Linked DNA regions of Homo sapiens: region 2 is linked to region 1. A link is a contact called in ENCODE Hi-C data. All regions are on one chromosome and are shown on one strand. Each heading gives the region's core, a stretch centred on a gene start or an enhancer-like site at or near the end of the contact. The rest is flanking DNA. Distances are from core to core; before and after follow the strand shown. Region 1 overlaps LOC105378204 (a long non-coding RNA gene). Region 2 has its middle 150 kb from the start of SPRY4-AS1.

Region 1 (5,211 bases), core at 1,587-4,086:
TCACATTTCCTAGGACGGTAGTTTTCTCACTGTATTTAGAGAGTATCAGCAGAAACACGATTGCACACGGGAAATGCTAAAGCTAGGAGCTCTGCAGTGTGTCAGGGGAGACGCATATGTGTTAATTATGACGCAGAAGAGAAGTGACCCTCAGGGGCCCTTAGTGGAAGAAGCCGTGTTGGCTTGCACTCAGCAGCAGCTTGTGGGCATGCACGCTGGTTACTACAAGTCTTCAGGGAGCTCTGCTCAGGTGACTCAGCAGGCCTCAGGCAAAGTACAAGAGAATCTCTAGTTCTAAATAAGATTACACGAGGACCAGAAAATAATACCTGAGTTTTTGTTTTGTTTGTTTTGTTTTGTTTTTAGACAGAGTCTTGCTCTGTTGCCCAGGCTGGAAGTGCAGTGGCACGAGCTTGGCTCGCTGCAACCTCCGCCTCCCAGGTTCAAGCAATTCTCCTGCCTCAGCCTCCCTAGTAGCTGGGATTACAGGCGTGAGCCACCACGCCCAGCTGATTTTTGTATTTTTAGCAGAGACAGGTTTCATCATTTTGGCTAGGCTGGTCTCGAACTCCTGACCTCAGGTGATCCACCTGCCTTGGCCTCCCAAAGTGCTGGAATTAGAGGCGTGAGCCACCATGCCTGGCTGCTGAGTTTTTTTAAGTACAATAGAAATCCTGGCCCAGTTATTCATAACTTCTCCCTAACCTTATCCCCAAGTTGGGACAGTCCTTTGTCACATCTTCAGTAACTAAAACCCACAGAGAGCAGCAAAGACAAGCCCCTCTCCGTGTCAACTTCCTCCCCTGGAGTGAGCACTGTTATGAAAGAATCGGGGTACAAGGTGGCTGGGCGCAGTGGCTCACACCTGTAATCCCACCACTTTGGGAGGCCGAGGTGGGCGGATCACCTGAGGTCAGGTGTTCGAGACCAGCCTGACTAACATGGAGAAACCCCGTCTCTACTAAAAATACAAAATTAGCCAGGCATGGTGGCCCATGCCGGTAATCCCAGCTACTTGGGAGGCTGAGGCAGGAGAATTGCTTGAACCCAGGAGGCGGAGGTTGCAGTGAGCCAAGATCGAGCCATTGCACTCCAGCCTGGGCAACAAGAGCAAAACGCCATCTCAAAAAAAAAAAAAAAGAATCGGGGTACAAGGTAAGACACCACCTGGCAATGAGGCCTTTCCTGAGTTCCTTATGGCAAAACAGGCCACAAAACCTTGGATTTCCATTTCTAGCAGAATAATAGGCCACCTGCTTCATGGCTGAGGGAGGCTGTGTTTTTGGCTCTCGACACACCAAACACCCTCTTGCCTTTACCTGGTGAGCCAGTATCACTTCATCAGCAAGCATGGTCAGATTAGTTTATAGCTGCTCCAGAACACCAGGTTACATTCTCCTTGATGTATTTCACCATAAAAAGTTGTAAGGCACATTTTTTATTGTTCAATGCCCTAACAAGGGGCCTCTGACGTCATGAGTCCCAAGAATGCTGTTTGAATAACACATGACTTGAGCAGTTACTTTAAGTGAGGGACTGTGCCGAACAATTTTATATTTATCATCTTTTTTTATTAAAATAAACACATGAGGTAGTGTCTACTTCTATCTCTGTTCTATGAGTGAAAGAACAGGTCATATGGAGGTTATTTTGTGTTTGTTATTATTATGTTTTATTATTTTTATTTTTTGAGATGGAATCTCACTCTGTCACCCAGGCTGGAGGGCAGTGGCACAATCTTGGCTCACTGCAACCTCCACCTCTTGGGTTCAAGTGATTCTCCTGCCTCAGCCTCCTGAGTAGCTAGGATTACAGGTGTCCACCAGCACACCCAGCTAATTTTTGTAGTTTTAGTAGAGATGGGGTTTCACTATGTTGGCCAAGATGGTCTCGAACTCCTGACCTCAGGTGATCCACCCACCTTGGCCTCCCAAAGTGCACGGATTACTCACCACGCCTGGCCTGTGTGTGTGTTGTTAGAAGATTAGGGCTAAGAGGACTTTATTTGGTTTGAGTCTTCATTTTACAGATGAGGAAACTGAGCTCAAAGGAGTTAAGTCACATGCCCATAATCACGCACCCAGGAAGTGGTTTTAGGGTGGCACACATCATCCAGCTCTCTGTGAGTCTGCGGCCTAGCCTTTCATGATTTGAGGGTTTGTGCCACCCCCAAGTATTCTGTCATCCTGCAACCAAACTATGCTAAAAGGCGGGGCGGGCAACACACTGCATCAGATTGAAGTCAAACTTCGTGCCTCAGAACACACAGAGTCCCTCTAGCCCTTAACAACTTTCTTTTCAGGAAACCTGCCAAGTGCTTGGTTACCTTTTGAGTTCTTCCTGGGTGTCAGGGAACACATCTAAAAATAGATCTGTCCCCAGCTCTCCCAGAAGAGGCTTGTAACTTAAAAATGTCACTCCCTCCTCCCTTCCAAAACACAGACTTCACTGTTCCTTCCTTCCAACCCAGCAGCTGCCTAAGAATATACCTTCCTCTTACCTGAAGACTAGACTTCCTTCTTCAGGAAGGGACAATAGTGTCTCTTGCCAGGAAGGAAAGACCTTTCATATCAGCTTTGACAAAAATTGCTTTCTCTAAAGCAGAATGACTTCAGGGAAAAGGATGTGGGTCTTGTCCTGGTCTTTCACCTCCTAAAGATCGGCAAAATGGGACAATGTATATAAATGTGTTTTATAAATTGCAGATACCAGGAACTATCATGTGTCTCTGCATGTGTTCCCTGATTCTTCAAAATTGCAGTGGGTGGAAGGGAGACTTCTCTAGTGATACCTCTGGTGACACAGATTTTCCGGCCACAGAAACTCGGGGAAGTTTTTCCTGGTGTGGGCTTTCCGTGGGTAACTCCTTGTGTGCTGAGATGACATTAGAATGATTGCAGAGAGCAGGCCTGAAGCTGGGCTGGGCTCACACCAGCTAAAATTGAGTTTGAAGCAAGCCAGCAGAATTGAGGAGACAAAGAAAAAGAGCCTGTTCACCCATGGGAGTCTCTCCCAGTTGATTCTGTACCTTGTTAACCTGGAGTTGGTCTCAACACTAAGAAAAGACGTGTTTGCTAGCTTCTCGCCAGTACCATGCAATGCTTGAGCTCCACTGAACACTTTGTCATGTTAGAAGTGTTTCAGTTATCTTTATTTTATTCATGTATTCACTCCTTCAATAAATAGATATTTAATTCTTACTCCATTGGCAGCTTTCTCTGTTTAAAAGACTCCATTTGCTGTCCACATATAGTGAATATAGTTTGAAGGTAAACAATTGTTTGAATACAAAAAATAAAGATGGGCCCATTTCTATTGTGCTCACTCTCTGCCACCCTCCTTTCCCCCAACCATAAACTAGAGGTCACTTTGGTGATAGTTTCTGTTCCTGGGAATCACTGTGCTCCTGAAAAGCACTATTTTTAGAAGGCCAGAGTACTCTTTTTTTTTTTTTTTTTTTTTTGAGACAGAGTCTCACTCCCATGGTCGAGGCTGGAGTGAGTAGTGAGACACGGCTCACTGCAGCCCCGACTTTCCTGGGCTCATCAGGTGATCCTTCCACCTCAGCCTGCTGAGTAGCTGGGACTACAGGTGCACACCACCATGGCCGATTAATTTTTTGCATTTTTAGTAGAGATGGGGTTTTGCCAAGTTGCCCAGGCTGGTCTCAAACTCCTGGGCTCAAATCATCTGCCCACCTCAGCCTCCCAAAGTGCTGTTATTACAGGCATGAGCCACTGTACCCGGCCTCCTTATATATAAATTTTTTTTGTCCATCTTTGATTATTTCCTTAAAATGGATATCTATAAATGAAATTACTGTTTTTCAGATATAGTACTTTTTTAGATTCTTGATCTACATTGCTAAAGTGCTCTCCAGGGAGATTGTACTGATTAATATTCCCACCAGCAGGGCACACCAGTACTCATTTTTCCACACTCTTACCAACATTGGTTATTGGCAATTTTAAAAAAGTCTTTGCTAATCTGATCGAGTGTGGTGGCTAATGCCTATAATCCCAGCATTTTGGGAGGCCAAGGTGGGAGGATTATTTGAGCTCAGGAGTTTGTGATGAGCCAGGACAACACAGACCCTGTCTCTATTTTAAAGAAAAGAAAGGGGCCGGGTGTAGTGGCTCATGCCTGTAATCCTAGCACTTTGGGAGGCCGAGGAGGGTGGATCACGAAGTCAGGAGATTGAGACCATCCTGGCTAACACAGTGAAACCCGTGTTTTCTACTGAAAATATTTAAAAAATTAGCCAGGCGTGGTGGCGGGCGCCTGTAGTTCCAGCTACTCAGGAGGTTGAGGCAGGAGAATCCCTTTCACCCAGGAGGCAGAGCTTGCAGTGAGCTGAGATCACGCCACTGCACTCTAGCCTGGGTGACAGAGCAAGACTCCGTCTCAAAAAAAATTTAAAAAAAAGAGAAAAAGAAAAGAGAGAAAAATCTTTGCTAATCCAATGCACACGCCTATTTATATCTTTTTATAATTAGTCTTTGATCTATAAGCATTCTCTATATATTAGGAATATTACCCTTTGTTTATTGCAAATATTTTTCACAGCTTATCATTTGTCTTTGAGTCTACTCGGCAGCATTATTTGCCATATTGAAGTTCTTTCGCTTTTTTTTTTTTTTCTTTCTGAGACAAAGTCTCACTCTGTCGCCCAGGCTAGAGTGCAGTGGCACAATCTCAGCTCACTGCAACCTCCACCTCCTGGGTTCAAGCAATTCACCTGCCTCAGCCTCCCAAGTAGCTGGGATTACAGGCATGTGCCACAATGCCTGGCTGATTTTTGTATTTTTAATAAAGACACGGTTTCACCATGTTGGCCAGGCTGGTCTCGAAATCCTGACCTCAAGTGATCCACCCGCCTCAGCCTTCCAAAGTGCTTGAATAACAGGCATGAGCCACCGCACCTGGGAACATTTTTAAAATGTAGTCAAATGTATCCCTCCTTTTTTTTTTTTTTTTTTTCTTTTTTAGGCTTAGGAAGGTCTTCACCCCCAAAATCACAAAAATACTTAGCTCTATTTTCCTTAGTGTTTTTATGGTTTCTTTTTTACACGGACATATCTGATCAAGTAATTTATTTAGGGGTAAGGAAGCTAGTAATCCAGATTTTTTTTTTTTAATGGTTAGCTGGATTCCATACCATTTGTTAAATGACCATTTTAAAAGTCTCCTTTATTTCTGGAATCCCACCTT
Region 2 (5,621 bases), core at 2,117-4,616, 380 kb before region 1:
ATTCCCATTTATGTGATTTTATCCAGTCAGTCCAATCACTAGGTTAACTTTTTTCTATTCATATTTTAACATCACATTATAGAAAGATGGACAGCTGTTAATATCGGTGAGATGAAAAATCATAAATTAGATGCTAATAATACAGAATTTAAAACACACTCCATCATTTATTCTTATGCCTGAAAAATGTGTATTTAATGCCTTTTCTGTGCAAGGAACTATGTCAGTTGCCCTAGGGAAATATTAAGATGAATGAAATCAAGTTCCCTGTCCTCAAGCGGTTTACAAATCATGGAGCAGGAGAATATTTTATAACGTTAATGCTGAATTTTTCTCCGGGTTTCCATGGCCCTTGCCCTATTCAGTCAGCAGGACTATTTTGTGTTTCTTGCCTTAGGGAAGGAATGGATGACAAGCAGGAAGAAAATTTCTTTTGAGCTTCAAAGACTACACCCTGTTGGGAATGGAATGGACTCTGGTAATTAACACTTTGGGGGAAAATACATGATAATGTAAGAACAAGGCTTCCTGACCCCACAGGAGATTAAAGTCTCCCAACCAACCTCCAAACAGGATGAACTCCAAGGGAGGGGGAAACAGCAAAAAATTCCAGACAGGTTTGGAAGCTCTGAGAGCTGAGGTGACCCATCCCTAGGGGAACTGTCAAGACCTCAGAGAGGCAGGGCTGCATTAAGGCATCCGGGTGCTAGGCAACCATGCAGAGTTCCCTTGCCCCCAGCATGGTGTGGGGCAGAAGAAGGGTCCCATGGGCCTAAGGGAGATGACAATGCAGGAAGAGCAGAGTTGCAGGACCTAACGAGGTCTTGCAGAGGGAAACAAGGGACAAAGAAGCATACTGTCCAGTCCCTGTGACTAAGGACTGGACAGGATGACATGCATTCTAGTAAATAGACAGATGACACAAGGCAAGAGATCCCATCTTGCCTTGGCCCTAATCCTCTAGAATATAGATGCTGCCCTGAGGCAAAGGGAGTAGGGTGGGGAATGGGATGGTATATTCACAAGCAGAAGGGGAGCTCAGAAAAGAAACTTAGTTATAAGAAAATTAAATTGACTCTGTGGCACTGGGAGTGGCACCTGCTACACAGAATTGAAGAGTTAAGGTTTGTACTAATGTAACTGCCTCTGGGCAGAGATCATCATCATGCTATGACGTGTAAGGACAGCTATGCAGTTGGGGAGCCACAGAAGGCTTCAGGGAGGGGGTGAAATGTGAGCAGGGTTCTCAGGCTGTTAAGAGTTTTCAGAGATGGAGATAGCAAATAGGGAGGTTGGAGAAAAATGCATTTCAGAAATGAGAAATCCTTAGTCAAGGATGCAGGGGCAGGAAAGCTTTGCATACATAAAGCAATAGCTCCTCTGACTTATCTACAGCTCAGGGTATATGCAGGTGAGAGCTCACAATCAGTCACTTAGTGGAGAGCCTTAAGTGACAGACCAAGGAGCCTGGCTACTATGTGGTAGATAATAGGGAATTACTAAAGGTAACTGAGCAGTGGACTGAGACGATCAACGCTGCCTTAAGAATACAGAGCTGTCTGGGCCGGGCGCGGTGGCTCACGCCTGTAATCCCAACACTTTGGGAGACCGAGGTAGGCGGATCATGAGGTCAGGAGATCGAGACCATCCTGGCTAACACGGTGAAACCCAGTCTCTACTAAAAATACAAAAAATTAGCTGGATGTGGCCTGGCGGGGTGGCTCACACCTCTAATCCCAGCACTTTGGGAGGCCGAGACGGGTAGAACACCAGGTCAGGAGGTGGAGACCATCATGGCTAACATGGTGAAACCCCGTCTCTACTAAAAATACCAAAAAATTAGCCAGGCGTGGTGGTGGGCACCTACAGTCCCAGCTACTCGGGAAGCTGAGGCGGGAGAATGGCGTGAACCTGGGAGGCGGGACTTGCAGTGAGCCAAGATCATGCCATTGCACTCCAGCCTGGGAGGCGGAGCTTGCAGTGAGCCAAGATCATGCCACTGCACTCCAGCCTGGGCAACAGAGCGAGACTCCATCTCAAAAAAAAAAAAAAAAACTAGCTGGGCATGGTGGCGGGCACCTGTAGTCCTAGCTACTTGGGAGGCTGAGGCAGGAGAATTGCCTGAACCCAAGAGGCAGAGGTTGCAGTGAGCTGAGATCGCACCACTGCACTCCAGCCTGGGAGACAGAGTGAGACTCTGCCATCTCAAAAAAAAAAAAAAAAGAATACAGAGCTGTCAAGAGTTGGAGGAAAGAGAATGAAGGAGAGGGTGACAGCCCAGGCACTAAGATGTAAGGGACTGGAAGTGCAATTGGAGCTATAGGAATGGACAGAGAGAGGCTGATGGAGACAGGGTTGGGCATCCTTGGCAAGAACTGATGTCAGGGAACAGGGAGGAAGGAGTTAATGATGGATGCTTCTAAGGTTACAAGGATGAGGAGGTGGGGAAAGGCAAGGTTTAGGCCTGAAGTAGAATATGTCAGTTGGAAATATGGATCTGGATTTCAGAAAGAGAGAGAGTAATATCAATAGTTGACCTTTGTTGTTAGAACTAGAAGAATTTTTTTTTCAGAGACAGGGTCTTGCTATGTTGCCCAGTCTGGCCTCAAACTCCTGGGTTCAAGCAATCCTTCTGCTCCAGAGTTACAAGTCACTGGGCTATAGGCACACACCAGAGTTGGAAGGGATTTTAAAGATCCCCTAGACTACTGCTTCTCAAACTTTAAAAGTGTGCATATGAATGTCACTTCAATAAAAAATGTAATAAATTCCCCCCAAAAAAGTATGTCCATCATTGGGGATCTTCTAAAAATGCAGATTCTCATTCAGGAGGTATGGGATGGGGTCTGAGATACTGCATTTCTAACAATTCTCAGGCATGCTGAGGCTGCGGTCCAGAGACCACACTTTAAAGAGTAAAGGACCAGACCAGTATTTCCCCAAGTATAACGTGGATGTGTCTGAGAGCACATATGAGGATTTTAGGTGATTCATAGACATTCTATTTAAAGATCTATTCGCTATTTGCTTATAATAGTGATGTGAAGTTTTCTTTAAATGCATTTAAGTATTAAAAAGTTAATTTGAAGAAATATTAAATAACAATGGAGGAGGCAGGCAATGGTGGCAGAAATTGGGCAGGTGGCCTGCAATTAGTAAAGTCTGGGGCATGCTTGTAGGAAGCTTCTGGGGGTACTTGTAGGAAGAGGGGAAAAATTTTACCCTACTCAGGGTAAAATCCAGTTTAGAGTAAGTAGTGGTGATGCAAGAGGAAAAAATGCTGCTTGATGGAACAAGGTGACTAACAGAGAAGGTGACTGAGCATTTCCGGAGCCTATGAGCATTTCCGGAGCTGTGAGCCCAGCACTGTATTGTAGTGTCATTTACTCTTCATGACTCTATAGATATGTATGTTACCATGATCCTAATGAGGACACTGTGGCTCAGAGAGGTCACCCTAGGTCGCACACCCTGAGCATATGTAAGTATCACAGCCAAGACTTGAATCCAAGTCTGTGTGACTCCAGAGCTGCACGCTTAACTTTTCTCTCAATTACCCTATTCAGCAGGCTGGAGACTTGTACAAAATTCTCTTTTCAATGCTGCTGCTGCTATTTTTCTACTAAGGCAGCTCGGTGTAGCTTTTTTTTTGTTTTTTGTTTTGTTTTGTTTTGTTTTGTTTTTTAAGACAGAATCTTGCTCTATCACCCAGGCTGGAATGCAGTGGCACGATCTCAGCTCATTGCAACCTCCGCCTCCCAGGTTCAAGCGATTCTTGTGCCTCAGCCTCCCGAGTAGCTGGGATTACAGACATGCACCACCACGCCCAGCTGATTTTTGTATTTTTAGTAGAGATGAGGTTTTGCCATGTTGGCCAGGCTGGTTTTGAACTCCTGGCCTCAGGAGATCCACCTGCCTCAATCTCCCAAAGTGCTGGGATTACAGGTGTGAGGTACTGTGTCAGCAAGAATTGTGTGAATGTCACAATTCAGCAAGAATGTCAGCAAGAATTGTGTGAATGTCACAAGAATTGTGTGAATGTGTCAGCAAGAATTGTGTGAACGTCAGCAAGAATTGTGTGAATTCAAATTCATTGAATTCTGTTTTGTAAATCAGGTATTATCATTCTCATTTTCTTTCTTTTTTCTTTTTTTTGAAATGGAGTCTCGCTCTGTCACCCAGGCTGGAGTGCAGTGGCGCGATCTCAGCTCACTGCAAGCTCTGCCTCCTGGGTTCACGCCATTCTCCTGCCTCAGCCTCCCAAGTAGCTGAGACTACAGGCGCCCGCCACCACGCCCGGCTAATTTTTTTCTATTTTTAGTAGAGACGGGGTCTCACTGTGTTAGCCAGGATGGTCTCAATCTCCGGACCTCATGATCTGCCCTCCTTGGCCTCCCAAAGTGCTGGGATTACAGGCGTGAGCCACCGTGCCCGGCCTATCATTCCCATTTTCAAGATGACAAACTGAGGCTTACCAGAGTTACACAATCAGGATTCAACACTTGGGTCTCTCTGACTCCAGGTTCAAGGCTTTTCCAACAAGCCCACCCCAACCCCGCTCCTCTTTGTGTGTTACCGTTGCTAATAATCAGACTTTCCTCCCCAGGCTGGAGTGACTTCCTACCATTTGCCAAACACATGCCCCCCACCTTGCTCTCTGCCCTGGTGGACAGATGACACCGTTTAAACCAATTCAGAGTTTAACCTATAATCTTGGTGTCAGTTGGTGGCTAATAGCTGCCTTGTAAGTTTAATAGGTGCACCAGATCTCCGGCAGGTGCAGACAAACCACAAAGAAACCCACTCTGAATCTCTGCATGCTGGAACTGTCCCTAGATTACAAACCAAACTGCATGTAGCGGTGCCATCAGGCAAGTCTCTTAAGTTTTGTCAGGAATGCTACAAAGACTTTTTAAAAAACCAACCTTTGTTTCAGATGTTACTAAAAGGAAAGGTACTGTAAATAACTCTCACATGGGGCTGATCAATTGCCCTTCTAAACCAAGATCTATTCATACAGCATTGTAACCAAAACCTGAAATACTGTTATTTTGCAAGGAGAGGGCATTCTAGAAGCAAGGATTTAAGTGTCAGACAAATAAGATTTACTCCAGATTCTAGTCAAAATCCCCTTTAATTTATGTTAAACATAGTATTTTAAGCATCACTAATTTTCCCTTCAAACAGGACTTCCATCTAGAAGCCAGGCCTTCTGACTTCCCTTTCCCGTCAATTCCCACAGTTCCCCTCCCTTTCCAGGCTTCCAGGCTACTTTACACAAATGCTTTCATCTCCATCAGTGGCTTTCCTGTTCAATGCATCATGACATTAGCATGGTTTTTCCCATCATTTTCCATCTGGACCCCACTCACCTAACAAAGTTTGCTCATCACTCATAGGCACACAGAGTCTGCAGGAGTGAGAGTAACAGGGCATCATGAAGGGACTGGCCAGGACACAGAAAACCCAAATCCTACCACAAATCAGCCACCCTTCCCCATGAGGCCCCAAGGGAAAGGGGTGCAAGGAGGACAGAGCAAGGCAAAGTAACACCTTATTATTGGCTGGTTGGCCTCTGGCTCTGAGTAGAACCCCAGCAACACTGGCTGGCTTGCGAGCTC

The links. Hi-C counts contacts between places; a loop is a spot of excess contacts on that map. Pooled maps may share reads with other maps.
Region 2: a pooled map shows a loop between it and region 1 (5-fold over the local background). The contact joins two enhancer-like sites. A Hi-C loop is called at or near these places in 2 of 50 pooled maps.

What each region holds. Positions count from the first base shown.
Region 1 is chr5:142,092,841-142,098,051 of GRCh38, reverse strand. All of the region lies in intron 2 of LOC105378204 (a long non-coding RNA gene), which reads left to right. Among named protein-coding and RNA genes, the nearest start is that of NDFIP1, 13 kb to the left of the region's middle. Within about 2 kb of position 2,836, at least 10 of the 41 ENCODE cell types and tissues checked have a DNase peak (open chromatin) inside an H3K27ac peak, as active enhancers do.
Region 2 is chr5:142,470,221-142,475,841 of GRCh38, reverse strand. No RefSeq gene overlaps it. Among named protein-coding and RNA genes, the nearest start is that of SPRY4-AS1, 150 kb to the right of the region's middle. RefSeq lists enhancers at 206-773, 774-1,342, 3,244-3,538. Within about 2 kb of position 3,366, at least 7 of the 41 ENCODE cell types and tissues checked have a DNase peak (open chromatin) inside an H3K27ac peak, as active enhancers do.